3 separate regions of the Mus musculus genome follow, and all the other regions are linked to region 2. Evidence: chromatin loops called from intact Hi-C (ENCODE). Cell type or tissue: heart. All regions are shown on one strand. Links, peaks and the distances in the headings refer to the core of each region. The heading gives the core; the rest is flanking DNA.

Region 1 (10,123 bases), core at 1,765-9,764, 110 kb after region 2:
CAGCCACACATAAGTACTTAGAGCCTCAGTAGCAGGTGCTGGCTGAAGGTATCCCACAGAGGCAGCACCTTGACTTCCTGCGAGCGGTAAGCTGACTGGGCACAGACTACCTCGTCGGCTACCCGCCTTCTTCCTCATCTGGTTCCAGTGCTGGTGCTCTGGGCTCTCATTTCTCTCTTCTGCCCCAGGTCTGTTACTCTAGCCACCACGACAACCCCCAGTGCCTGTAGGCTCAGGGTACCACACTGTTTCCAGCAGTACTTGTGCATTAATCACACTGTGCTCTTTATATATCTTCTGTGACCATGGCACTACATTCCCAAAGCCCAGCAGGCCCTGGTCCCTCCTTATCCCTGGACACCCCCTGCTGTCCCAGGCTGGGGCCTCTACACTTTCTGCTTCCTCGGCCATGCAGTCCTTCCTTCACTCCCCTCTCTTCCTTCAAGCTCTCCAAAGGCCTTTCTCAGGCAGTCTAATACCTCGGGACTTCACCCAATGTATCAAGCATTATTCTGGCACATCAGGTCCCTCCCCTTTATTTTTCTGAACATTTATAGATATCTCACACATCATATGTCATCCTGTTTATTGGCTTCTTCTTTAGCTGTGTGATAAGCTCACTGCTACAGGTCAGAGTGCTTTGCACACCTGTGGTGGGACTCTAAGGGTGGTATGCTCGCAGGTCAGATCTCAGTAGCTTCATGTGCCAGAAATGAAATCAAAAGCGTCCCTGACAGCCTGAAGTTGAGCATACAGCCAGGTCTAAGCTGCCCTTCCTGGAAGCAAATAGAAAACAAACCCAAGAACCATGTCTGAACATCAGAAACCGTGCATGGCCACGATAAAAACAAGATTCTAAAGCCTGGCTCCTTTGCACACAGGGTTACCTGTGTCTAATTGCAGGCACAGACCCCCACCTGTGCCGTTAAGTCATTAAAATTGATGGCCTTTCAGAAAAGAACCTGAGTGGAGCACTCGGCACAGTAAGGCTCATCAAAATGAGTCAAATGACATGGTCTTTGACTACCTGGTAGCTGTGTGTGTCCTAATGTGCATGCACAGTCAGTCTGTTCGGCCATCTCTCTGTCCACACATGCATGTGTGCGTGTGTCCATCCTCTTCCTTCTAGAAGTATTCTGTGTCACATCTTCTGTCACAGCAAATGTTCTCAAGTGAGCAAATGTTAAGCCATGGAAGATTTCATGTGCTAAGACTGCCAGGGGCAGGGAGCAGTGTGCCTCATAGTATGTGTAGGCTTTGGGTATTGGAAGATTCCTAAATACTAATCCTGACCTGCTAGGAACAAACCCATGACTAAAGAGTTAACTGTGAGAGTTGACTTTTCAGAAGACTGGCCTGAGGAAGAATGTCCTGACGATAAGCTCAGCTGCCCTGGCCAAGTGCATCCTGAGGGCTAATCATCCACACCCGTGTAGGCTGAAAGGGACCGCAGCAAAGCCAGGTCAATTCTCACATGCACAGAGGACTGTATTCCAAGAGCCCTGGAATGTGCCCTTCAGCTGGCTCACCAGGAACAGAAATGTTTCCCAGAAAGCCAAACAAATCCCCAGAGATGCTGGACGCCTGGGTGCTTGGAAAAACTAAGATGTCAACAGAGCAGATCCAAGGCATAAGAAAGAAGGCATGTAAGGGAAGAGGTGACATGTAAGCTCTCCTGGAACACCGGACAAAAGGGAGGAAAAGCCTTGGGTATGCTTGAAGACACTATATCAACAGGGGATTGGCTCCATCCTGCACACAGAGGTGGTAGCTGCTCTTTGTACAAAGAAGGAAAAGATCTTCTGTCATAGGGAAGAAGGGCAAGAGGCAGAGCCCTAATCTACAAGAGGGCCAGCAGGTCAGCAAGAAGGCAGTGCCACTGGTAAGAGGATTTTGTGCTATCCTTGGTACTAAACAAGGGAGGGAGGGTGGGGCAGGGAGAAGGCTTGCTGTGAACGATGATAAGCACTTTGGGAGCTTGACTGAACTATATTCTCAGTCTGACGCCCCTCCCAAACACACACACACACACACACACACACACACAGAGAGAGAGAGAGAGAGAGAGAGAGAGAGAGAGAGAGAGAGAGAGAATGAATGCTCAGGTCTCCTCACTCCTCTGAGCTTTGCCAGCCTTATTTTACGCCATCATCCTGGGGTTATTATGAGGTTTCTCATTTGTTTCTATTGCAACTTGGGAGAAGAAGGGTTTATTTTATTGTATAGTTCACCAGGAAGTAAGTCAGGGAAGGAACTCAAGGCAGGAATAGAACCAGCTACTAGGAAGAACACTGCTTACAGCTTGCTTCTCCTGTCTTATTCAGCAAGGGACAACCTGCCCAGTGATACCACTGCCTACAGTGGGCTGGGCTGGACCCTTCCACCTTAATCATTAATCAAGTAATAGCCCCAGAGATTTCGCTACTGGCCAGTCTGACAGAGTCATCTCCTCAACTGAAGTTTCCTCTTTCCAGAGGAAACTCTAGTTTGTGTCAAGCTGAAAACAGCTGGCCAGCCTAGGATGAAGCGTGGTCAACTGTCTATGTAGACCACTCATGAAGTACAAACGGGATCCACACACACAAGTGCTCGGTGGTTACCAGTCAGCTACTACCTTTCTCAGACGCACAGGGAAGGCCTGCACCACCTTACTTGTGAGAAAAGCCAATGACAGGCGGCATCAGAGGAATGAAAAAAACCACAGAAAGGTTCCCGCAGCTACGGGCTCAACAACAATAAAAGCAGACCTGTCACACCCGGAACAGTGTAAGCCCACAGTGGTGCAGGGAGACAGTGGTCTTGACCTGTTACTTAACTTTGTACGAACTTTGAAAACTGGTTTAAAAGTAGCCCTACTTCAATTGTTGAAACACTTCATTGCAAAACCATTTTACTACTAAAGAGAGGATAAGCCCAGAAAACCCTCATATGTCCAAACAGCCAGCAGAGGCACAAGTTCAATGGGGAAGGAGCTCTCTGCCCGGTGCCTGGTGTCACTCAAGGCGAGCACAACCCTTCACAGCAGATGGCACACCCATCAACCAGCACCTGCCAGTAACATAATCTGCCTCTGGGTCTGGCAGAAGTGTCACCTCATGCTGAAAGGTCAACATGAGTATCACTGAGCCTTCAAACCCAACTCCCAATTCTCAGGAACACAAGACATAACAAATTCCCTTAACACTTTTCAACAATCAGATGAGTCCCGTTCATGAGAGAAAGACCTAGAAACTGACCCAGCCAGGCCAAAAATCAAAGAGGAGGGAGGGAGGGAGGGATGGATGGATAAGGGAATGATACAGCACTGACCAGCACATGGCTACCACAGCCGTTTGAATCTGATCTCTTAGGGCTCCCCAGGCCACAGCTCACTATCCACCAAGGACCAGAAGCCACATACTTCCCATGACTCTTCCCATGCATAGCTACAGCGATTCAGCTATGCAGAAGCAGGTGGATGCAGGGTCCAGCAGATCCACAGGGAGGAAGTGCCTTAATTTGTCTCTAGCTCCTCTGTCCTAGTTCCATCTGGCAGCTCCCCCACGTGAGGGAAAGGAGAGCTGGGGAAGGCTCGTTTCAGAAAGGACCTTTAACTACCGACAAGACCAGGGCTCTGCTTCCTGATCATATCCAGAGGCAGCCTGTTGAACAGTCCCTGCACGAGGATCCGTAGTCCAGCAAGGTGCTCACACTTCTATGAGAACAGTGCATGAGAGCTAAACCCAAGCCCAAATGCACATGGCAGCTTGAATTTCACTACCATTTTACCATCTATTTCAGACAGAAAACTAAAGGAAATTAAAAGGAAATTAAGCTAAATTAGCCCAAGGCTGCAGAATGTGTACACCAGCTCAAACATGGTGCAGGCTGTTTCTAGCAAAAGAGCCTCTCTGGCTTTGAAGGGGTGGCAAGGCCCAATTGTAAAGACTGCCCATCTTGCCAAGCAGGTGCTGATTCTACACCCATAGCTGTTACCACAAAACTAAAGGATGGGTCAATCAATGGACAGTTCTGGCTGTCATAGGATAAAGCACAGTCTTGGTGCTGGATGCTCAGACACAGCTATTGTGGTCACTTGGATACCTGTCCTTCCAAATTTAAAAAAAAAAATTTTTTAAAAAGGCAGGTATTCTTGAGACCTCCCCACTCCTTGTCAGCTCTCTAGTCACTGAACTCTAGTCATCAGGTTTGCAAAGCAAGCGCTGAGCCATCCTGCCAGCCCTCCAAACTATTTGCAGCCCCGTCCCTCACTCTCCCTAGGGAATGTTTTACCTCACCATGAATGCAGCGTTGCTGTTGACTGGGCTAAGGTCCAGTGTGTGCTTTTCACAATCACACTCAGTGGCCTTGATGGCATATTTTTCCCTGTTTGCTAATGCACACTAACACATTACCAAGTTGATTACATTTGGTGTTCTAAGCACCACTGTAAATGTTGGGACTGTTGTGCAATTCTTAAGGAAAGGAACCCACAGTTTTAAATTTAAGATGCTTATGGAATCAAAAAGGATTGCTCTTATAAATAGTTCAGAGAGTAATGAATAGAAAAATAAAACCAGTCTCCTATCACAAGCTTTAATAAAATATAAGCTTTTCCAGCCAAGTGCCACAAAATCGAAGCATTTAATAAAATACATAAAAATGTGAATGATATAAATCACAGCTCCATCAGAGTCGAGACAAGAGGGCCCTGTCTGTCTAAAATTCTGTTATAGCCCTAAAGACCAGCACCTCTGTGTTCAATAAATATTTGCTGAATTTGCCAAGGAATGAACTGCACATCTGGCCCTTGGCTTGGAGTTTTACAGTGGAGCTTCAGTAAGCAAACACCGAGGAAAGACAGCTATTAGTTAGTGAGCTATTAGCACCATCTGCACATATAGCGGCTTTTTACCAACACCCTCCCTCTTACCTACACAACACATTTTTATTTTTATCTATATATTCATGAGACAGTGGATCCTAATGTCAAATGACTGACCTGTAGTCACTCAGCTAATACACCCAGTGTGGCAGCAGTGTAGGATCTGCCCCTCGGATCCTCTGCCTGGGCTACTTCTGTTTTGACTGTATCTTCTACGGCTGTGATGGTTAAGCTTCGTGTCGACTTGACTTCACTGTCACTTGAGAGACACCTATAAGTGTGCCTATGAGCAAGTTTTCAGAGGTTTAACTGAAGACAGAAGACCCACCCTGCACTGCCTGGCAACCGAGTCCTGAATAACAGAAAAGCAGAAAGTGAACAGAGAAGCACACTCCTCAACCTGCTGCCTCTGCCGTGCCTTCTGCTACTGGAAAATCGATGGACACTATCCTCCCTCTCAAACCATATCCTCTCTAACTGCAGAGCACTTTCAACAACAAAAGAGTAACACAGTAGTTTCCATACACATGAGGCTCATTCAACGCAGGCTCTGCTTCCTTCCGAGTTCACTGGACATGGGGCTAGCAGGTAACAGGCACAGAACAGTAACTATGTAACCTGGATAGTAGAGAGGAACACTGGCTTCCTTGGCTTTATAGTCTGGGAACAGTCTTCACACAGTGATGTTTAGGCACAAACACACCAGAGAAAGACAGTATAACAATCCCCAATTAATTCCCAACAAAGCACATAGAGGAGAACGCCTAAGATCATTAAGAATCTTGGAGGAAAGAGCTCCATATAAACACGCTGTCTGTTAGTAACAGTCACGTCCACAGCTTTCTGCTTATAATTCTTTTAACCTCAAAAGTTCTTGTACTTGGCAGGTAGTTGCGATGTATACTTCCATGAAGGCTCACTGTGTCCAATCAGCATGATCTCTGTTTTTGTAATTGGCTTCTCACACTTTAACATCATCATGAAATGTACCACAGAATGGTGCTTCACACAGTCCTGATGCCATTATTTTACAACCCTTGCCTTCAAGAGCTTCAAGGCAAGATGACAGAATAAGACAAGAGCTTCACTAGCGATGACCCCAAACAACCAGAATGCTCTTAGAAAGGCCATCATTAAGGCAAATGGGATTAAACCTACACTGGATCAATAACAGTATCAGCGCTGACAACTGGTACCTGATGTATTGCAGCTCTTTAAAGTTTGCTTTGTTACTCAATGACAACTGCTTAAGAAAACTGATCAAGTTATTTTCAACAAGCCAAAGAATAGCTTATATCTGGAATATACAATGACCTTCAACCCTCTGACTCTTAGCTTTACAAGAGGCTGAAGGAGCTACCAACAAGAGTCTCAGCCTGCTGCAGAGAGGAAGCTAAATGGAGCTTCCCAGGTGACTGAGACATAAGACCCTCACTAGTCACTATGTCTTACAACTAAATAAGGGGCAAAGCACAGGCAGAATGCAGTCAGGTGCTAACAGTCCCTAGAGAGGCTCCTTTCCTGGTCAGCCAGCTTGTTTTTCGATGCACTAGACATTCAGGGCAGCTGGTCACAATGCAATGCGACTCTTGCCTGTGAAGAACTTTGCTGATGACATTTCAAATAAGCTGTGTGCTGCTCTCAGATGACTGCTTGTTTACGAATTTGTCAAAAAAGGGCATTCCCACTCTGTGAAAAAAGGCAAGTGACCCTGGCACAAGCAAGCATTTTTAAACTGACTCGTGGGCGAGAGGTTATTATCAGTAACCCTAAACATATTTAATTGCTGTAAGAAAACACTCCAATTTCTGCGAAACTGTTATGCAAAACCATCTAAATCACAAAAAAACCAATCTGCTGTCCCGAATGCTTTACCATATTTGATCATGTGTTCTCCTGATGGATTACAGTCGGATCCTGTTTATCAGGCACAGAACTGAGAATAGAACTCCCCCTTTCCCCTGCAACCCCACCATTATCTCTGCTTCCAGAGTCAACCTTTACCCTGAAGAGCTAGGGGCTTGATCTGAGATGCTCTACCCTCTCTTTAGAGACCAAGAAAGTGTTGCTTGGTTTTTAAAACACAACTGAACCTTAGAGGACTTTTTTTTTTTTGGCCCGCCCAAATGCAAATTTGAAGTTAAAAACTCTCTATCCCAGATGACTCTGAAGGAAAGGTATTTCTGAGGCGGAACTTAAGCTGTGCATGAAGAAACGATAGACTCAGGTGCACTGGCACAAGTTCCAGCAAATGGGAAGGCTGCTGCCCCGAGCTCCAGATAACCCTCAACCAACATTCACAAGTCTCAGGGACATGGCAAAAACACAGACTTGATCCGAGAATGAACCCTGCGGCATCACATGAAGCCTGGAGAGAAACAATCAAAACACAGCAAACGCAACTTCAATAGGAAGTGCAGAGTGACATCTACTAGGCTGGCAGACAGATTTGGTGAAGACAGACAAATCCACTTTACCACAGTGGGGACCACAGCAGCTGCATGGAGAACACAAAGGAGAATGATGGGTAATGAGATAAAAGACAGGAGTGCTACTGGGGCAACAGCTCGGGGTTAAGAATGTTTGCTGCTCTTTCAGGGGAAACTGAGTTCAGTCTCCAGCAGCTACAGAGGCAGATCACAACTGCCTGTAACTCTAGTTAGCTGCAGGGGAGCTGTTATTTGCTTCTGGCCTCTTACACATGGGATTCACGCACGCACGCAAGCACGCACGTACACACCCCCTAGGCACGGAAAAGAAAAATAAATCTTTTAAAAATAGATAGGCTATAGTTTCTGATGTGCAGTACTTACTGAACCTATATCTGAGAGAATCAAAAACTCACAGCTTCTCCCAGATGCCAGGTACACTGGTTCAGAACACAGGTGAAAGACCCTTACTGACACCCATGGGCAGTTCATGCTGTCTACTAAATAGGGAACAGACAATTGTACCTGAGTCTCCGCGTCTTGAATTGCAGGGGACGCTTGATCGGGTTCTGAGACTGTTGCAGGAACCACATTATTTTGCTGACCAAATTGAAACAAGAGAAGAACCATTCAGACTCCAGAAACGCTTGATTTTATGGATTTAAATAGGCTAACCTTAAGTCTTATGGATTTAAATAGGCTAACCTTATGTCTTGGTTTGCCAAGGGCAGTCTTACACCTCTTGTCACATTATCCAAACTGGGTTCGCCTTCATATTTTTCCATTTTTAATTACATATTATGATTCATTGTTGCATTAAATAAGGTAGTGTGGATTCGGTTTGCACCTAGTAGGTCTTGCATCTTCTGTCTTAATCTTGTCTGTACAGCATGTCTCACATCAGCAGACTCCTGCAGCCAACCAGCAGTAAGCCACTTTTCCCTGCTTTTTCCTAACCCCACGTGCCTCCAGCATACACTCTCTACCATAAAGGGAGCATGTGACAGCACTCTCCAGTTCAGGGACCACTGGGTTATCAACAGAGTGGATTCTCATGTGTCTCACTTATGGTCTAAATCCATTCTTTGTCTTGATTGCTTTCATTTGGCAATAGGCTACCGTAATAATAATAACCTAAAAAATTAAATACAGGCTTAGTGAACAAGAATTGTATTTTCATTGCTCAAGCAAATTAATGATGACTGTGTAATTTGCATATCTGTCCATATGTGTCACAATGGACCCATGAGAGCCAGACTCTAAACTAGCATAATACACTCTTTCTTTCTTCCTTTCCCTTCCCCCATTTTGTTTTTCAAGACAGGGTTGTCCTGGCTGTCTTGGAACTCGCTCTATAGACGAGGCTGACCTTGAAAACTCCTCTGAGTGCTGGGATTAAAGGCATGTGCCTCACCACCAGGCTCAATACCCACTTTTAAAGAAGGGAATAGTCAAAACTGATATGAAGTACAGTATGACGTTTACATCTTTACAACCACGGCATTTAAATGTTTGCCAAGTCCCACTTTCTAGTTAGTAAACAGCGTGTTCTGATTAATTGTGTTTGTTTCCTCCAGAAATGTCCTGCCATGGAATGATGGCCCCTACTGATGTAGACAACACCAGACCATTCCCAGTTCTCTACGAGAGAATCAACTGCAATACTAACTCTACATTTTCACCTAATCCACAGGGCAAGGGTCACTAATAGTAACCTGCAAGCCAAAGCCACCTGCCTTGGGCTCTGGCTGGCACAGCCCCTAGGGTAAGATTGCTTTGTATCAGCTTTCAGTGGCTGGGAAAAGTCCAAAAAAATATATAAATTATTAGGCATAAAACGTATAAAAATTCTTATCTTGGTGTTGGTAAAGGAATGTTTACCATTCCTCAGTGCATAGACACACACTTATTTGGGGATTGTCAACAGCTATCCTTGGGGCACCATAGCAGATCAGTATGTGTGACAGAGCATATGAAATCGACCCACTGGTCCTTTACAGAAGATCTGTTGAATCCTGTCCTGCAAGGTAAAAACCTCACAGTATTAAATGTTCAATGTTTCAATGCAGACAGTTATTGGATTTTGTGATATTTTTTTTCAAACAAACACAAATTTTCTCATATGTACGTAAGATAGGTAGGTAGTTGAATGCAGTAGGTATGTTGTGTGTGTACAACAACAAAGTACTCCATCTTAACAGTATGTAGCCTCTTCTTGCTGCACACACAGGTAGACCTTCAAAAGACTACTTTGAAAAGTCAATCAGAGTATCATAAAAATGACTTGGTCCCTTTTAGATGAGATGTTTAAAACCTGGACTGTTTCTTTGTTTAAAATAGTGGGTCCAGCAAAACATTTAACAAAGGTTTTCAGAAGCCAATAATTCCTAGAATGTGTGTGCACGTGTGTGTGCACATGCGCACACATGCACACACACACACACACACACACACACACACACACACCACTTGTAACTTCTGAAGCCTTTGGCAGATGCCAATTACTGAAATTAAAGTTTACAAGTAAACAGTGAAATAAACTTAAAACCAAGTAATGAACTGAAGAAATGAATTTTAAAGTCCCTGAAAGGCAGAGTATATTTTGAAACATTAAGAGCTGTGGGAAAGAACGTTTTTGAGCTCCTATTTTTAATTGGAGAAAGGCTAAATTTTACAGCATCTAAATATAGCCAACCATTTGAAAGGATGAAAGTGGCAATTTATTTGACAACGTTTTGTCTTGTTAAATTATCTGTTGAACAAAGGTATTCTAAATGGAGGTTTAAAAAAACAGTTCTCATGAAAATATTTTCGCTGAAACAGGCCATAC
Region 2 (10,123 bases), core at 1,206-9,205:
AGAATTCTCAGGTATGTACATACCCAGCAGTGCTATAGCTGGTTCATATAGTAGTTCTGTTTCTACGGTTTTGTTTTGTCTTGTTTTTTTAGTAATCTCCACACTGATTTCTACAGTGGCTATACTAATTTACATTTCTAACAATGGTGTATAAGGGTCCCTTTTCCCTAAACCAGCATTCGTTGTCTGTTTTCTTGATGACAGTTGCTCTGACTGATGTGACCTAGAATTTCAATGTAGGGTTTTTTGTTTTTGTTTTTGTTTTTTTTTTAATTTGGGTTTCTCTAGTAGTGAAGGTTGTGGAATATTTTTACATATATCTATTTGTAATCTGTATTTTCTCCTTTTGATTCATTTGCACATTTATATATTGGACTTTTTGGTGTTTAACTTTTGGGGTTCTTTATAAATTCTAGATCTCCTTCTTCCTTTCTCCTTCTTCCTTCTTCCTTCTTTCCTCCTCCTCCTTCTCCTCCTCCTCCTCCCCCTCCTCCTCCCCCTCCCCCTCCCCCTCCTCCTCCTCCTCTTCCGTTTTTCCAGACAGGGTTTCTCTGTGTAGCCCTGGCTGTCCTGGAACTCACTCTGTAGATCAGGCTGGTCTTGAACTCAGAAATCTGCCTGCCTCTGCCTCCCAAGTGCTGGGATTAAAGATGTTCACCACCACTGCCTGGTGATTCTAGATCTTAATCCCCCATCTGAAATGTATTTGGTAAAGCTTTCCTCCCATTCTGCAAGCTATACCTTCACTGTGCCGAATATTTCCTTTGCTGTGGAGGTTTTTGTTTGTTTGTTTGTTTTTTACTTTATGTAGTCTTATTCAATATCTGGGATCATTCCCCATGCTGTTGGAACCCTTTCCAGAAGTCCTAGGTTGTGTCTACATCTTGAAGCATCTACCTGTATTTTCTGTAGCAGTTCCAGACTTGCGGGTTTTTGTTTTTGTTTTTTTTTAACATTCAGGTCTGTATTAGTCACTTTTCTGTTGTGATAAAAAGTTCTGCCGGGTGTGGTGGCGAACGCCTTTAATCCCAGCACTCCAGAGGCAGAGGCAGGTGGATTTCTGCGTTTGAGGCCAGCCTGGTCTACAAAGTGAGTTCCAGGACAGCCAGGGCTATAAAGAGAAACCCTGTCTCAAAAAAAAAAAAAGTTCCAGTAAGACTCCTAAAGTTTCCACAACCTTCTCAAACACGCCACCAACTGGGGATCGAGTGCTCAAGCACATGAGCCTATGGGGGCATTTCTCTTTCAAACACACATTCTGCTCCTGGTCCCATAGGCTCATGGTATAAAATGTACTGAGCCCCAGCTCAAGAGTCCCCATAGTGTGTACCAATCTCAATACTGTTCAAAAGTCCAAAGTCTCTTGGGCTGGTTCTGCTCCCTGCATGCAGCGACCTCTAGTTTTGCTGGTTGATTTTGTTGTTGTTGTTGATTGTTGGTTTTTTGTTTTGTTTTGTTTTTTTGTTTTTGGGGGTTTTTTTTTGTTTTTGTTTTTTTTTGTTTTTGTTTTTGTTTTGGATTACTGCTTGTGCTCTCCCCACATTAGCATGAAGGGATTGCTGGCTCGCATGACGGATTCCTTCCTACTTCTCCTTTACTCAGACATTCCTCTCATGGTTTATTCTTTCTGCATTCTCATGACTAAGACTGTCATTCCCCCCCCCCCCCCCCACACACACACACACGTGCATTATTCCTTTACACATCTTCTGCGAGTGACACCTTGGTGGTCATCACCTGTCTTTGTTTTTACTTGTCTTGAAATGTCTCCATTTCATCAATGATTTTATTTTGTTGGTTTAGGTAGGTTTTTTAAGACAGGATTTCTCTGCATAGCCCTGTCTGTCTTGAAACTCGATCTATGTAAACTAGGCTGGCCTCAAACTCAGAGATCCACCTGCCTCTGTTCTCCAGAGACCTTTACTACCTGGCTTTCCTCAATGATTAAGTTAATTTGATGAAATTAATTTTTTGATGTGGAGTCTTATGTAGGTCTTGCTGATTTCAAGTTGCTACATAGCCAAGGGTGATCTTGAACCCCTGATCCTCCTGCCCTTACCTTCCAATTGCTGGGATCAGAGGCATTTGCCACCATGCCTGGCTTATGTGCTTCTGGGGGCAGAACCCAGGGATCTGTATATGCTACACAAGAAGTTTGCCAACTGAACAATATCACTGGCTTCAGCACTGATTGTAAAAGACAACTGTGCTGCATATAGCAAGCTTGGCTGGCAGTTATTTATTCTCAGGTCTTGTTATATATTGTTCCATGCCTTCTTGGCTTTTAGGGTTGAAACTGAAAGATATGTTATTCTTCTGTGTTCCCTTTTGTAGCTGAGTTAGTGTTTTTTTTTTTCTCTTATAGCTTTGAATATTATTTCTTTGCCTTATATTTTTTACATCCTCATTATGTCATGGTAAGGGTCTAGCCTTGTCTACTTGAGGTTGTAAATGTCTCTTGTGTTTGGATGTCCATTTCTTTCTCTAAATCGGGGTTTTTTTTCCTGCTATAATTTCATTGAATAGATTCTCTATGCCTTTAGTTTTGATCTCAGCTCCTTTCTGTCTCATAGATTCTTAACTTTGGTCTCTTGATCATTACTCAGAGTTCTTGAATATTATGGTCCTTTTCAATATTTTCTTTATTGATAATTGGATGTATTATTTCCTCAACCTCGTCATACCCTTTGCTCTGCTTAATCAGGTCTATGGGTTAAACTTTACACTTTGATTCTTTACTTTTTTCATTTCCACAATTTCTATTTGTGTAATTTTTTTTTTGTCAAAATGTCAGTGTCTTTGAATAACCATTCTTCAGCCATAGAGTCTAAGAACTCTGAAGCTGCAACCGATGACCCGATGTCCACAGCTGCATCTCTCCAGCGGGTGATCAATACTTAAGAGAGATTGAAAACTACAAGACAAGCTCTCTGCTCACACACTCTGGTTTCTTTCTTCTTTTCCAACCCTCAGCTAGAACATTAGCACCATGGGAAATATGATCTGGGGAATCTCAGGAGAATGAGAGAACTTGAAGCAGAGACTGAAAAGCTAAGTGTGGTCAGCAGAGGCCCCTGATGAACATGGTGAAGTTAATAATGACAAGACAGCTATGGAGGACACATAACACTTGCTCAATACAGGCTCAAGACAAGAGTCTGCAAGTTCAATGATACCCTCTCCCAGCCTATGCCGAGTACCCCGGAAGAGGCTGCTTCAACATCTCATTGCTTTCCTTTCTCCCTTTCTTTCTACCCTTCTTCCCTTTTTCTTCTTAGCACACTCTTACTGCTTCCCCTTTGTTGCATTCCCTAAACACATTTTATTTCCTCGCATACATTTTCATACATTTCACACCTCATACAGATGTTTATCTTACATTATTTACATTCTCTATTATTCAGCACTTTTACTCTTTTCCCTTTTTAAAAAAATGGATGTTTTTATCTTTTACTTCTCTTATATTTATATAATTCATTATTTAAGATTTTCTATTATTGAGATTTCCCCCTTCTTTTAGTTTTTTTCCCCCCACTAAACCCTTTCTCTTTTCATGTCTCCATCCATGGCACACTTTCTCATCCCGCTTCTTTCTTTCATTTAGGCTTGCTTTCGTTTTCTTGCTATTTTCCCATTTACCCTACATAATCATTACATTCCTAGCATATTCTACATTAGTATTGTAAATTTCTGTTTCATGGTTATTAGTAATATATTGCTGAACCTCAGTAACTTTGGGTGTATTTCTATATCTTCCATTTTGTTACTGTCTCAGCAATGTGTTGTCTCCTTTATGAGTAACACCGGGGAATGAGTCTCGGAGAGTAGGGTGCTCAGTAAGAACAACAGCGAAAAACATCTCCAAATCAACACAGGTCAACACCACACACAGAAACAAAAGCATGAATGAAAAACACAGCAACAGGAGTCCTCCAAAAACAAAATCAATTATCCCAGAGTGGTGGTTCACATCTTAAATCCCAGCACTCAGGAGGCAGAGGCAGGTAGATCTCTTTGAGTTTGAGACCAGCCTGGTCTATATATTGAGTCTGAGGCCAGCCAGGATATATAATGAGACCCTGTCTCAAGACAAAATAACTTAACACCTGGATTCAATGATACTGAAATAGGTAAAATTCTGGGTGATTTCAGAAGTTTCCTAGTAAAAATACTTTAAGACCTCAAAAAAGATTGAAGCAAAAAGATTAATTCAATCTTCCCTAAGGAAGGACCTGGAAAGTCTGCTGTGCACACACGTGCACGTGCGCACGCATGTGTGTGCACACACAGAGAGTAAAATAGATGAGAAAAATCAACAATATGGCTTTTAAGAATTAGCTATGGGGGCTGGAGAAATGGATCATTGGTTAAGAGCACTGACTGCTCTTCCAGAGGTCCTGAGTTCAATTCCTAGCAACCACATGGTGGCTCACAACCATCCATAATAGAATCCAATGCCCTCTTCTGGTGTGTCTGAAGATAGCAACAGTGTACATGGAAGTACAATTCAGCAAAGAAACTGAGATTTGGAGTAAAATCACAAAATAGTAATGTTGGAAATGAAAAAAATAAATTAAATAATTAAAAACAAAGCAAAGAAGTTCTGTTGGAAGTAAAAATGCAGAAATGTCATATTATATTCCTCTGTAATTTCCTATACTTTTTGGGAAGGATCAGTGGGAACTTAGGGGCCTGCGGGTGGGTGAGCATTAGGAACGAGACCATATGAGGAGTCAGGAAAACAGTGCTGCAAAGCAGATGTATTTCCTGACTATACTAGGCTTTTCCTCTGTCCTATCTTCCTCCTTTTTATAAGGTGTCAGGGTCCAGTCCTTCTCTGAGTCCTGTCCAGGTATATGCACTGTTCCTCCACGGAGAAACTGTGGGATAGAATGGATGTGCCAGGTTTTTTCTTTCTTTCTTTCTTTCTTTTTTAAGATGCGGATGGTTGTGAGCCAACATGTGGTTGCTGGGATTTGAACTCAGGACTTTTGGAAGAGCAGTCAATGCTCTTACCCGCTGAGCCATCTCACCAGCCCCATGCCAGGTTCTTGAGAACCTTCAGACCCAGTGCCTGCAGGAACTGACAGACAGGGAAAGAAAGAAGGGTTAGGGCGTGGTGGAGGGAGGGGTGTAGTCAGAAAGGGGCGAATGGTGGGGTGAGGGGCGGGCCGAGGGGCGGGCCGGGAGGCGGGCCAAGAGGCGGTGCTCGCCTGGACTCCTGCTTAACATGGCCACGCTGCGCAGGCTGCAAGAGGCGCCTCGGCACTTACTGGTCTGTGAGAAATCCAACTTCGGCCACGATAAGTCTCGCCATAAGCATCTCGTGGAGACGCACTATCATAATTACAGGGTGAGTCAGGTCCACCCGGCCCTCTTAGGCTGGAGAGCTTTAAGGTAGAACCACGCCGGGTTTCACCCGGCCAGACCTCCTCGGCTTGCGAGGGTGGGCGGAGATCGTCCTCGGGCATGCTGGGAACTATAGTCTCTTCAAGTTTCTTAACTGCTTTTCTTGGCGCTGTGTAGGACTACAATTCCCAGCATGCGCCAAACACAGGGCGGTGCTCGGTCCTATGAGGAACAGCAGAGTTTTTGTGAGTTTGGCGTGGTTACTGCGGTGTTCAGGATTAAATCCTCTCGGTGTTGGGTCGAGCAGGCAGTGGAGGAGTTAGGAATGTAACCTGCACGGTCGGAGTGTGACCTGTACAACATGTAGCCGAATTACACCCTAAGTTTGGGCAGATCTCTGTGGATCAGCTTGTGACTCTTTCCAAAGCATCACGCGGTTTGACAAACGAGGAACTCCAAATAAACTTACCTTACGATGATAAGGGTTTAAGCATTTTACATCTTAAATATTGGCCTGATGGATTTCTCAGATAGATTAGCTGGCGTCCTTGTCCCTCAAGGCTGGTTGTTGGGGCTTTGCGAAACGGACTTTAGATGTTCACTTGGGGATCATTTGAAATCCGCGCGGATTTTGCATCTCTTCGGTTGAAAGGCCATCCCTGCGGTCAGGGATGTATCGCTTATCTCAACTGGTCTCACCTAGGTTTGTCTAGGAAATGGAAGCTTCCAGGAGCACTTTTGCTTCTATGTAGCTTCTTACTAATTAAATGTCCCTAAATCCCAGGAGGAGTTCCTTTGATTTCATGACTCCAGAATAAGCAAATCAAGGCATGTTGAATTATATATACTCTATTTCCTTGACTATAAAGTGTGAAAGACATAACATATATTGCTTGTATGCAAAAATAAGATTCAAGTAAGACTTCCATTGCAATGTCATGCCTCACATTGAAATGCAGAAAGGAAAAACTTGAGTAGTCAGATATCTGTTTACTTGAAATTAATAGAATTGTTGCCTAGTAGGTTGATGGTGATGCACACCTTTAAACCCAGGCAGAGGTGGGTAAATCTCTGAGTGCAAGGCTAACCTGATAAACAGAGCAAGTTCCAGGACAGCCAGGGCTACATGGAGAAACCCTGTCTCAGGGGTAGGTGGTGGTGGCTGTGTGTGTGTGTGTATGTGTGTGTGTGTGTGTGTGTGTGTGTGTGTTTTACTAAGGGTTTTACTGCTGTGAACAGACACTCCAACAGTGACCAGGGCAACTCTTATAAGGACAACAAGGTGGGAGCATGGCAGCGTCCAGGCAGGCATGGTGTAGGGGGAGCTGAGAGTTCTACATCTTCATCTGAAGGACACTAGAAGAAGACTGGCTTCCAGGGAGCTAGATGAGGTCTCAAAGCCCACGCCCACAGTGACATACTTCCTCCAACAAAGTCACACCTACTCCACCAAGGCCATCCCTCCTAATAGCACTCCCTGGACCAAGCATCTTCAAACCATCACATTGCCCATGTTTGCGTGTCCCTTCTATGTCCCAGTAAAACCTGTGAAGGAGTAACTAGCACCTTTGACATTCCATTTCCAAAAGCATGGTGTTAATCTTCATAAAATATAACTTCGTTTGTTCTTCTACATTCTAATAGGTTTCATTTCTTATTCCTGAATGTGGGCTTCTATCAAAAGAGCTAAAAAGCCTGGTCATGGACATTGGACCCTATTACTCTGTGAAGAACTTACCTCTTCATGAATTAATTACACACGAGTTCATCAACACCTTTGTAAAGAAAGGTAAGAAGAAACACTGTCTCATATGAACAAGACAAGATGAAGAGCTATCGGAAGATCGCAGCAAAATATTGGGGTCCTTCCCTTGTCTTTAAAAGGGCCCATGGAAGTTAGATCATGTGATCAGCTGCGTGTATCACTTCTCCACCCGGCCATATTGTCGTTTTCTTTCCTGTGTCCTCTTTAGGTGGCAGCTAAATATCTTACCAAATTTAATTAGCCCTTGCAATAACTCAGGGAAGTAGGTGGAATCCCTTTAGATGAAGGTTAAGTAGCTTTTGAATATTAACTTTCTCAAATAGTTTCTGAATATTAACTTTGATCCTTGCATCAGTGTTTTGTCCTCTTGCCTCTTTAATGTGCACCTTTCTGCTAGGATCCCCAAGATTACAGGTTCTGTTCTGAGCCCATTCTCAACCTGTTGATAGGAAACTTGCACAAAAAGCCCCTGAATGTGGCCTGAGTCCTGGGGTGGTCTAGCTGGAGCCTTGCATGTATATGTTCCAGTGTATCTCTGGGGTGTAGTGGGTTTATTGAATGAGTTAGAGCTGTAGTAGATGCTGCCTGTTACCTACCTGGAAGATTCGTTGTCACGTGAAAACCATTCATAAACAAATGTTGTGCTACTTTAGTTACTTAATTACTTTTCTTGATTTTTCTTACAGGTTCATTCTCTGCATTAACATACAATACAAGTATTGATGAGGATAATACTGTTGCTCTCCTACCAAATGGTGACAGCATTCATTTTTTTTTCTTCCTTTCTTTATTAGAAAAGAAATAGCACTGCTTAAAAAAAAAAAAGTAGGCTAGAGAAATGGCTCAGCAGTTAAGAGCACTGACTGCTCTTCCAGAAGACCAAAGTTCAGTCCCACTTGGTAGCTTACAGCTATCTGTAACTCCAGTTTGAGTGAGTCCAGTGCCCTGTTCTGACCTCCATAGGCACCAGACACATCCATGTGCACAGACATAACATGAGGATAAAACACCCATATACATAAAAATAATAAAATAATAATTTTTTTGTTTTTGTTTTTTTTCGTGACAGGGTTTCTCTGTATAGCCCTGGCTGTCCTGGAACTCACTTTATAGACCAGGCTGGCCTAGAACTCAGAAATCCGCCTGCCTCTGCCTCCCGAGTGCTGGGATTAAAGGCTTGCGCCACCACGCCCGGCAAATAATAGTTTTTTAAAAGTCAAGTCATACAGCTCTAAACAGTAAAATGAAGCCTATCTTTGTGTTCCTTCTTAGATGGAACCATTTGATGTTTATCTTTCAAGAATTTATAAGCATACATTTTTTTGGTTTGTTTTTGTTTTTGAGACAAGGTATCTCTATGTAACCTTGGCTGTCCTAGAATTCACTCTGTAGACCAGGCTGGCCTTAAACTAAAAGATTCACCTGCCTCTGCCTCATGAGTGCTTGGATTAAAGACGTGTTTTACCAGCACCAGTAAGCATCAAATGTTTAACATTGGTTATATGACATTGTTTCTCAGTAGTCTTATTTTCCAAGGGGTATAACATAGACATGTTCCTGCTTCAGTGCAGATGGTTGTGACTTAGAACTTTTTGTTTTGTTTTGAGATAGGATCTTGCCATGTAGACCAGGTTGGCCTCAGATTATCATTTCTCTTGCCTCAGCTCTCCAAGTGCAAGGATTACACACATGAACCAGCACATCTCTGCCTGGCTTTAACATAGAGCTTTTAAATGTTTTGATGATATTTGAAGTAGGGGCTGGAGAGATGGCTCAGCAGCTAAGAGTGATTCCTGTCATTGCTAAGGATCCAAATTCAGTTCCCAGCAGCCACATGGCAGCTCACGACTCAAGTTCTAGGAGATCCGACATCCTCTTCTGACATTCACAGGCTCCTTGGTGTACTTACAAGCAGGCATACAAATACATATTTAAATTAAACTAAATTAAAATTTAAAGACAGTATTTGAAGTTATACAGACCACAGTTTGATCATTCTTTCCTTCATACAAATTTAATTGTTTCTAGTTTTGCTATTGTAATATGTATATATGTATATATGGTAGATAATACCACAAGCCTGGTGGCTCACACCTGCATCCTGGTATTTGGAAGGTTGAAGCAGGATAATTGCCACCAGTTTGAGCCCAGCCTCAACTACAGAGCAAAGTTCCAGACCAGTTGGGTACATTGCTAGATAATATCAGTGTGCTATAGACAAGTTCTTTGTGTATTCTTATCCCCGACATTTCACTGCTCAGATGTCTAGCTTTCTTAGAGAACACCAGCCATATTTTAACATCTCTCTTAGAAGAACTATTGTTTGATTTGTAGGGAAATTAATTTTATCACTAGATAAAGATACTTACGAAGAAACCGGACTTCAAGGTCGTCCATCTCGGTATTCTGGCAGAAAAAGTATGAAGTTTGGTAAGTATTACATGCGTTCCACTGGAGCCTAGCAAGTCAGTTTTCTTGTAACAAAACGTGAATGCCTTCCCTCTGATCTCTAATCGGAAAAATATGGTTCTTATCTTTGAAATCCTGACTCAAGGAGCTATTGGTTGCACTTCCTGGGGGATTAGATTAGTTGGTGCTGTTAAATTGTTCCTCTTTGGCTGTACACCACATTTTATAAGGGCTGGAGAACTGGACTACCCCTTGTATGCAGTGAAGAGGAACAACTTGATGTGCTTCGTACACAGATTCTTTGTGATTAGCAGTGGAAATTCACAAGTGAAGAGTTGGTTTTGAGGAAACTCTCTGGTGTGGACATCAATAACTAAGGCTAGCACAGACACAGGTACCTGATCTATGATCTAGGAAGGGCTTAAAGAATTTAAACCAACTATAGCTAGCAGCTCTCAACACTAGAAATAGCCCGCTGAGGGATATGTTTTTGATGAACACAATCTGTACAACTTACCAACTTACCAAAACTTTAGACATTTCTCTACAGTGTAAGCTCTGTATAATTCGAATGAAACAAGTATTCCTCTTTCTACTTTA
Region 3 (10,123 bases), core at 432-8,431, 120 kb after region 2:
GGTCAAAATGCATCTTGAGAGAGCATGTAACTTACATTCTCAGCACTTCAGTTCTCAGAGGCTTCATCTAAATGATAAATTAACCCCCCAGCTTATAATGGTTTGGCCTGTAATTTCTCCCCACTGCACGAGTGATACAATTATCAGGTATTAAAGGATATTTAACTTGCAGTAGGTTTATGGCGATAAAGCACTACTGAGGTGCCTATAAGAACACTGCATATGTCCACGGTAACATATGCCTTCCCATGTGACGTTACACCCTATGTGTGACAAACCTACTGGAAGTTATATGTAACACCTCTAATTTATTCACAACATAGTTAGCTCCATCTGCCATCAATGTGGTAAGAATATGGCACTGGGTAAAACCATCTAACAATTACTTTATAAAGTACTGAATACAGTACAACGGATAGTACTGGTCATTACCCGTTATGACCACAGCCTCATATTACCCACCTTATCTATATAGACTCTTACCCATTCAGTAAGGGAGTGTCAGCTACTTACAAACTGGGATCTCAGAGGAGAATGGGTCAGATAGCATTCCTGCCTCCTTCTTTTATCATCTACCATGAAGATGTGGGAGTGACACATGTCAGCACCCCACACCCAGTGTTCCACCCCAAGGACACCAAACCCCTGAGAAAAACAACTCTCTTAGTATACCAGGACAATGCACACATATCACAAGACCATCTCATCTCTAGTAGAGCACTAGACATAGGAATGGATTAAGAGATGCCTAAAACTAGAGAAGCACACATCTCGGTGTTGCCTGCAAGGGCGTGTCTGGAGAGAACTGGCTAGTCTGAAATGTGGGCAACATCAAACAATAGGCTTGGGGCCTAGATGAAAGAAAGTGGAAGAGGAAACCAGGTAGCACTGCAAGCTCCAGTCTTCCCAAGTGCATCTGATGTTGCATGGGTACTGGCTCTCCAGGGAACTACTACACCTCAGCCAGATGGGGACTGTACCACTGGTCCTCTTGTTCACAGGCTTCCAGAGTAAACAGCTACTGGGTCCACTGCCTGTCCAGTCTCCAGCTACTGTTAAGACTATCTAATCTCTGATTGTATAATCTAACCAAATCTGTCTCTGTCTGTCTGTCTCTCCCTCTCCTCTCCTCCCTCTCTCTCCTCCCTCTCTCTCTCTCTCTCTCTCTCTCTCTCTCTCACACACACACACACACACACACACACACACACAGAGACAGAGACAGACAGAGGTAACCATAAGCTACCACCTTCTCACCTCTCAGGCACACTAATGAATAGCATATAAAGGGACAAACCCCAAGCCATGTGTCCCTTGCTGCTTTTTCCTTTTGTTATATTGATTAAACCTGTTTCTCTCTCCATTACATTTAGATTCCTACTTTTCTTCTACTGCTGACATATTAAAAACATTTTAATGAGCAGTGTCAGTATCTGCCAGGCATGGTGGCACATACATGTAATCCTGGCATTTGACTCTAACGCCCAAGCCCTGGGTGACACAGAGAGACCTTGTCTAAGACAGAAAACAACACTAACCAAACAACAGCAATTATAATAAGAAACCTTCATCAGGGTCACGTGCAAGAGCCAAGTTTGGCAGTGACACAAAGACAAGTAAGTGGCATGTCTAAAAAGGAGCAGAACGACCAATCTCCAGGACCGGGGGATAAAACTTTTAAAATCCAGAGGGAAGAACAGTCAAGTGGAGCAAATGAGGACCATATCGGTTTAAATTTCCAACTCCTCTTAGGAAGGTGAAACTCTGAAAGCACACACAGATCATTAACCCCACAGTGGGTCTGGAGAATTCATTTCTACTTTTGTAGTCACAGGTGGCATTTGTGGCCAGCACAGAAATCTTAAGCTTTACCAATAATGGTGATTTACAAGTTCCAGATTTAGGAAGTAAAAGTGATCAAAATAAATAACATTTTGATGGCTCAGCCCTTAACTGTGTGGTGCTCTTGCCCAAGACCTGTTCAGTTTCCAGCAGCTATGTCACGTGGCTCACAACCACCTGTTATCTGTTAATTCTGAAGTTCTGAAATTAACCACCTATTAATTCTGAAGTCAATTCTTGATGTTCACATTGCTGATTTTATGAGATTACTAAGAATACTAAAGCAATAAATACTAAAACACTGATAGTATAATAAAAGACAACAGTCTGTGGGGCGGGCTCTCTGGCCTCTCTGACAGAAAGACTGCAGTCTAATATAAACCCAATGGTTCTGGACCCCTCAAAACCAAAGTGAACTTAATTAAGTGTTAAATTTCTCAATAACTAAACTTAAAAAAAAAAAAAAGGCCACTTTCATGGTCACTGAAGTGAGCCTTGTCTATTCATGTGTTTTAGACATTGATTTCTGTTGGGTGATTTTCCACGACTCCACTCTAATTCTAGAGTTTATTTTTAAAAGGAGAGGTAAAAAGAAGTTGATTTATTTCTTAAATAAGGAAACAATAAAGGTGGTGGTGTAGTTTGAATGGAAGTGTCTAGCACAGGCTTTTATCTTAGAACCTTCAGTCCCTAGTTGACAACACTGCTTGGGGGAGGATATGGAAACATGCTGGAAGAAGTATGCCGTGCGGACAGGCTTTGATACATATACATATGTGTATGTGTGTATGTATGTATGTTTGTATGTATGGGAAGGATTAGGAGGTATGGCCTTAACGGAGGAAGTGTGTCACTGGGAATGGACTTTGAAGTTTCAAAAGACTCACACCATTCCTAGTGTGCTCTGGGCTTCTTGCTCGTAGATCAAGATGTGAGCTCCCTGCTGTTTGTCACCATGTCATTATGGGTTCTAATACTTTAAACCATAAGCCCAATTACATGCTTTCTTCTACAAGCTGCCTTGGTCAGTGTTTTATCTCAGCAACAGAAAAGTAATCAATACAGATTCTCCATCTGGAACCATACGCCAAAATAAACCTCCTTCCTAAATTGCTTTTGGTCATGGTTTTATCACAGCGATAGAAAAGTAATGAATACAGGTGGCAAACAAGATGTTGCAACAACTGAAATTTGGGTTATGGCTCAACGAAAAGTAAGTCAGACCATGGTATGTCTGTGATTTTGCAATGGGCAGTGTAAACCCATTTTACTCACAAAGGAATATGCATTACATTTTCTAAACCACACATTTTAATACCACATGGAAAACGGGGGCACTTTAAAGAATTCCCATACAGTGATGGCAATCACTGCCCTCTGGTTTACATTTCACATCTCTGACCTGTTGCTCGGACCATGAGAGTTTGGCAGCCACTGGGGTGAACAGGTGAGAGAGAGATTAATAGTGCTGAGGCGAGATGGGATTCTACCTCACATCATTAAGATCAATATAATTTAGTGCGCAACTAGAATACACAAAAAAAAGCTGACCCCGCGGCTACTGACATCCAAGACTGTGTGTGCCAAGAGTGGAGTAAGATTCGGGAGCATTCTGACACTCTAGATTTCACTCTGGGTGTGAGGCAAAGCCTTGTTACTATAGCATTCAGTCCGGTGTGGGCATGGTACTGTATCTCACCACCTACTTACTATGTTCTTACGGTTGCAGGATCTGAAACGCCTGCGGACATCATTTTGAACCACTTCCCAATGCACTCACTCACCCAGCACACTGATCCTGTCTCCCCTCACACAACTTCCTGTGTCCGTGTCTATCATGTCTCTTCTTATGAGGAACTGAAACTGGTAGAGACCCATTTCCCACTGAACAAGTGGCTGGTGTTACATACTGTTAAACTGCTTTAAAACATCAATACTAGAATTAATAAACTCTTACTGTAAGCACTCCTTGTGATGCTTACTTCCCTGTGTATATATAAGCAAAGCATGTCAGTGGGCGGGACATCTGGACTCTCCAATTGACAGCTGGGATTCACGGTGTTCTGGTTCCCTTGAACACAGACAGGACTGTCAGTCAAGCAGTACCTTCTATTTAAATGATCTCAAACACACCTTGGGGGAACTGCAGGAAGACTGCAGCTGCTTGCTCTAACTTCTCAAAGTGCAGCTCCAGCCGCAACTATTTCCAGGAGTTTCTTGTACCAGCTCTGCTGACTCTTGAACTCCTTCTCCCCAAGGCAAAGGGCGAGCATTCTCCTGCTCCTTCTTACTCTGAAGAGGTGAAGTAGAGCTGAGCGACAGTCATCTACAGAGGAACACCTTGCTACTGAAAACTGAAAGAGGCCGGGCTGGGACTAGAAGTGACATTTTAAAGAGAGGGAACTAGGGGTCACTTGCCAGATGGCAGAGGTAGAGATGTGGAAACCCTGTAGCCTTGACAGTGATGGGAGGTGGAGCCACTCTGACAGGCATGGGTGACAGTGGTAATGAGGACAGTCACAGACAGGACCTAAAGGGTTGATATTTAAAACTACACCACTAGAGGGTGCCACCTGCTGTTCCTGCCTGTCAAAAGTTAGGCATACAAAGGCTGCAGGAGGCAGCTGAAGTTTCTCCTGGATCAAGGGAGTGTCCAGTGTGGTGAGTGCAGGGTCATTTTATTTACAGAAGACACCAGAAAAGGTGTACTAGGATCCCGAAGAACTTGATGATGCAGAAAGAAGAAAATCTACTGGGGGAACTCATGGCATAGCCTGGTTTAGTTGGCACAGCCAGCACAAACACTAAAGTGCTGAGGTTAGAACAAGACACCCAGTCACCTCTTGGTAGAACTTTATTTTTTAAGACACTTTAACATCTTTTTTGGCCCTACAAGAGTAAATGAGATATATGGATCTTTTCAGTAATCACTTTCCAGGCACACAAAAATGCTACAAAGATCCACTACAGCTGCTGAGAACACGCATGTCTAGCTCCCTACCGAAGGAGCACTTATCCCCTCATGGGAAACCCAGATCTCTCCATGGTTAGCTGCTTTTCAAGATGATCCTGTTTATCTGTGTGTCCTGAGGATCAACCACCATAAACAACACAGAAAGGAGAGAAGTGTGCAATCAGTGTATAATCTGCATCACCATTCTAGGACGGCAGGTACAGTCCACATGCACATATGCACACATGCATGCATGTATGCACACATATATGAAACCGACGTCATGATCCACGGTCCAAGGGAACCAAGGGAATGCTCACTGCACTACTACCCTCACTCTGCCTGCATTAGGAGAAAAACCATTACCTAGGATCCTATTTATCATTCTGCATGAGCTCCTTCAAGCTTCTCACAGGAATGGCAGCTGGCACATCTGCCAGAGCAATCTCTAGTCCTAGCTTTGGCTAACAGGGGTCGCCTAAAACCATCATAAAGCACAGATATTTACATGATGACTCCTAAGAGTAGCAAAAGTACAGTTAAAAAGTAGCAAGGAAATGATTTTATGGTGGGGAGGGGATCACCATGACCTGAGGAACTGTATTAAGAGGTAGCAGCACTAGGAAGGCTGAGAACCACTGCTGTAGTAAGTGCAAGTCAGTGACTTCCCAGTCTTCCCAGGGCTGGAGAGATGGCCCAGCGACTACAGTACTTGCTGCTCTTGCAGAAGACTGGGGATTGGTTCCGTTCCAAGCACCCACATGGTGACTCAGAACCATCTACAACTCCAGTTTCAGGAAATACAATGCCCTTTTCTGACGCTTCAAGGGTACCAGGTACACATGCAGCACACATCCATACATGCAGCCAAGCACTTACACACATGAAAATACAATAAGTCTTTTTAAAAAAGTCAGTCCAGTATTTTTAGGACACATTTTATTCTCTATAGTTTGCTAGAATGTAGAAGTTAAAAATAACTGGAATGTACAGTTTTATTCAAAACACAAAATATGTCAACAAATCTGTTTACTCTGAGTCTGAGAAAGAAACTCTGGGCAAATTTTCCCAAAACAGAGAGACAAGCAGTAAGATTGTAATAACCACCAATAAAGCAAACCAGAATGGTGCAGAAATATCTCACACACAACCAACTTCCTAAACAAGCAGCGTAGCAAACTCAATCTTTTGGTGGAAAAAAAAAATCACAGGTGCCTCAGCGTACAAAGCATCCCAGACACCTGAGAGATGCAGGTCTGGGAACTCTATGAGCAGCTCAACATTAGATATTTAAGAGGATCCAACAATAGCAAGCAAGGAGCTGCGAACCGTGTCTTCAAAGTCAAGCCCACTCATCCCCTCAAAGGCAGCAAACAACCTCCTCACCAGCAAGTGTGGACATGAGAGTATCTTCCAGACACGTGGAACACACTCACTTCATAGTGAAATCCTGGAACACTCCCAGTACCTGCATGAAACCTGCGACATTATCTACCAAGCCTATCTGAACAGCCCTTCCTGGAAACCCCCAGCCTAGCAGACAACATGGATATAAAATTTCAAGGAAGGAGGCGCTAACAGAAAGTAGATTAAAGTGCAACACAACATATACACTTGTAAATATATGCACATATGCACCTAGCCACAAAACATCAAAGGGCTTAAAAACAAGTTCAGAGAGACACACCATCCGTGTTAAACCATCAGTAGTCAAACAAGACTGTTCACTCAAAATGATGCAGAAATTCAATGCAAGTTCCTACCATGAAAACCCCTGAAGGTCCCACAGGGCCCAGCAGAGTGAACTCAGCATCTCTATATGAGAACACGAAGTTTCCTGAAAAGCCAAAAGAACTTTTATAATAGCAGGGGGAGAGCTCGCCAATTTGAGATGAAAACTTACAAAGTTGTAGTAATTAAGCCCTTGTTACACACAATAAGAAACATGCAACCATAGCCACAGAAAACAAACTTAACACTCAAACTGATCCCACACTTGGGCGGCAACTGGCAGGCCCTTTAATACACACCCTTCCATCTGACTATCTCCTGGTACTTTCATCTGATTCACCCTGAGAATTTACTGCCTTACTGGACCTCTAAGAGGAAAAAGAAAAAGAAGGGGGAGGGAGGGGGGAGGGAGGGAGGGGGGCAAGAGGAAAGGAAGGAGGGACAGACCACTGAAGGAAAGTCAGGCAACACTAAGGAAAGGATGACACAGGTCTACCCACAGCAACATGAAGAGCATCTGGCTGATGGGAAAGGCTGCAATATTAGACCCTTTGTGTGTGCACTTAACATGATCATATTCAAGTACGCTGTGGCCGGAATAACCTCGGCAAGAGCTCACTTCTTGAACATTCCTCTTCCCCAATTAACCAATCCCATCACGCTGTGAATCAGAGCTCCCACCAAAGTCATCACCTGCATCAGCAATTACAAAAAGGAAGCCATGTTGGCGCTGGTGTGCTGCTAGACTGGTTTAGGTTCTGGGACACTTTTTACAAAAAGAATTACTTTGCCAAGATACTTTTGCCTCGTTTGTTGTTTCTTCAGTACCAGAATAATTTATTTGTTGTTTCTAACAGTTTTCAGCGGTCTGTCTACTTTTCTTCTTTTACAGGCTAAGCTGACAATGAACCCGAGACCACCAGCAACAGAATTACAGGCTGGACCATGTCCTACTTTGCTTCCCCAACCCTTTTCAATACAGGTTCTCGGGTTGGAGCACAGGTCCTTGTCCTTGAGCAACTGAGCACTTTCTATGTCTAAATAATGTGCCTTCCAAGCATGCTAACACAATTCCTACTAACACACAAGTTCTGATTCAATAGGTCTGGGGCACACCTGAGACTGCACAGCATTCTGTCATCACACATGCTCTAGTGACACTGAAATGATTTCTGAAGAAGGAACTGTTTACTGCAGAACTGAAACAAACACTTAGATGGAACAAAACAGAGTGGCAGTCAAAGTGCAATGGGAATGATGATCTACAGCAAGTCTGCTTGGCAATGCCGCAGGAAACCAACACTGACTCAAGTGGGGAGCTGTCTGGAAGGAACGCGAGGTCATAGGCCAGAACCAAAAGGAGCATCAGGCTTCTTTACATTTTATTTTCCAAGAATAATGTCATTGAGTGCTTGTATAATTAAAAGCTGGCCTTAAAATCTAAGATTGTCATAATAGTCAGAAGTACAAAGAGGGTCAGGGCAATGAATGCTGGCCAGCACTGCTCCTCGATCAAGAATCTGCCACAGGACCAGAAGAGAATGGTGGAATGGGGATCAATCTATGTTTATGGTAACAAACCACAACCACTGCAGAGGGACTTTAAAAAGAAAACAACAACAAAACCAACAAACCATCAGTAAGTCAAATGCTCTATTCAAATCAATTGTTTCCACCAAGACTTTGTTCCCATTTTACTCCTGCCATAGTAGTGTAACAGTTCGTTTTTACTGTCATTTGATGGGACTTAGAAAGCACCAAACAAACAGCCCAGGCCATATCTATGAGGGGCTTTCCAGAATGCCTTAACTGAAGAGGAAAGACCTACCCTGAATGTGGGTGGCACCATCCATGGGGCTGGGGTCCAGGGCTAAACAAAAAGGAGAAAGCAGGGGCTGCACAAATAGGCCAGTGATTAAGAGCACTTGCTGTTCTTCCAAAGGACCCAAGCTCAGGTCCTAACACCCAAATCAGGTGACTCACAACAGTAATTCCAACTCCAGATATGACACCCTCTTCTGGCTGCTGTGGTATCTGCATGCATGTGCACACACAAACATACAGACACCCCACACAGCTCTCTCTACTTACAGAGTCCTTCCACCATGCTTTCTCCACCTCACTCTACACCCCTCCTCCCCCAAAATGTGAGCCAAGATAAACCCTTACTTTATTATGTTGCTTGTAATAAATACATATGCAAATACATATTTGATCATAATTCTCTGGTCATAGCAAGGAAAAAAGCAATATACTACATAAGTTAACATGGAAATGTTTTTGCATAGTTTCTGCTTTATCCTTCTCATACTCCTAGAAGAAATCCTTCTTAAGGGCTCAAGAACTTGCAGGAATGACCCTTGGATAATACCAACTATAAGAAGTCTCCGGGGTTGGCTCTTGAGCGAGGGCACCCAAACCTGAATCATTATTAGCTCCCACTGTGCTGGTCTCCGTGTGGGTGACCAGCCATAAACAGCAAGCATTTGGTCCCCTTTCAATTCACTTGGTACAAGAGAGCCTCTAGCAGCAACTGAATGGACACGGGAATGGACGTGAATGGCCACTTACTGTGGTGAGAATGTTGCCTACCAAAACACCACAATGAAACTTAACCCCAAATATGATAGCATTAGAAGGTGGGCCCTTTAAAAAGCAATTAGGTTAGGAAGGAAGCTCCACCCTGTGAAAGACTTCCTGCCTTCTTTATGGAGACCCCTGAGAATTGCCTATCCCCTTCCCATCTAAGAACACAGGCAAAGGGCATCATCTATGAATCCCAGAAGGTGCTCAGGACACCAAGCCTGCTGGTGCCCAGAACTTAGCATTCTTGCCTCTAGTTCTATGAAGTAATAAATGTCTGCTCTCTATAAGCCACTCAGCTGACGCCACGTTATCATTACAGCCCCCACACACTAGGATATCACTCAAGTTAGCACTGGAATTTGTAGGCTTTAGTGTATGCTAGGTGGAAGTAATTCATGAAATCCAAGTCTCAGGTCTAAACAGTTCATCACGACATACAGACATGGGAACTGACGAACTCTGAAACTCGTTATGAAGTCGTACAGGCCATATGATCACAGGCAGTCATGACAGAGTACGTGCATATCAAACGACTTTTACAAGTAGCACCTTCTAAGAAGTTAATTAGAGGCACTTACTTTTTTCTAGTTGGGAAACCCTTTGGGAACTGCCCTTAGAGCTAAGTCCTGCTCAGTGGGGGATGGAAGGCGCCATGCACACGGAAGGAAGAGTGTGTAAAAGCAGGCTACAGTTAGAGAGACATGGCTTGGGTCACTCTCATGGAAGCAAGGGGAGGAGGCAGGAAGGCAAAACTAACACATTCCCACAAGGAATCAGGAGTAACTTGTGAGCACTGCATTCAGACGACAGAGGCAGGAGGATTAGGAGACCAGGTGAGCTGCTGCTACCTGGTGAGCCGAAAGCCAGCCTGGCTACATGAGATCCTGGCTACATGAGATCGTATCTCAAAACACACCTTTTTAAAAAAGCCATCATGAAAAAAAAAATATGTGCAAGAAAAATCATCAAGATGTACCTGGCCATGCAAAGAACTAATAAAGTTGAAGACTG

What was found. Peaks named below come from ENCODE experiments on the same cell type or tissue, not always from the same donor. Only the 100,000 strongest peaks of a DNase experiment are listed, where the experiment ranks them.
Region 1: it touches region 2 in a loop (2.1-fold over the local background); 3 of 42 quality-filtered maps call a loop at or near these places.
Region 3: a loop joins it to region 2, with 2.3 times the contacts of the local background. A loop is called at or near these places in 3 of 42 quality-filtered maps.

Annotation. Positions count from the first base shown.
Region 1 is chr13:35,787,871-35,797,993 of GRCm38, reverse strand. It overlaps Cdyl (chromodomain protein, Y chromosome-like), which reads right to left. Exons shown (of 10, transcript NM_009881.3): 4 at 7,819-7,893. Among named protein-coding and RNA genes, the nearest start is that of Rpp40, 110 kb to the left of the region's middle. In heart, for the core only: no CTCF peak of the experiment used is centred there; no DNase peak of the experiment used is centred there; H3K4me3 peaks cover 1,042 bases; H3K27ac peaks cover 2,198 bases.
Region 2 is chr13:35,901,434-35,911,556 of GRCm38, reverse strand. It overlaps Rpp40 (ribonuclease P 40 subunit), which reads left to right and starts at 5,210. Exons shown (of 8, transcript NM_145938.4): 1 at 5,210-5,353; 2 at 6,994-7,138; 3 at 7,801-7,869; 4 at 9,449-9,544. The coding sequence starts at 5,231. In heart, for the core only: a CTCF peak has its summit at 4,476 (motif pointing left); a DNase peak (open chromatin) is centred at 5,476; H3K4me3 peaks cover 1,602 bases; H3K27ac peaks cover 1,209 bases.
Region 3 is chr13:35,777,369-35,787,491 of GRCm38, reverse strand. All of the region lies in intron 3 of Cdyl (chromodomain protein, Y chromosome-like), which reads right to left. Among named protein-coding and RNA genes, the nearest start is that of Cdyl, 120 kb to the right of the region's middle. In heart, for the core only: a CTCF peak has its summit at 4,400; DNase peaks (open chromatin) are centred at 3,621 and 4,271; H3K27ac peaks cover 1,737 bases.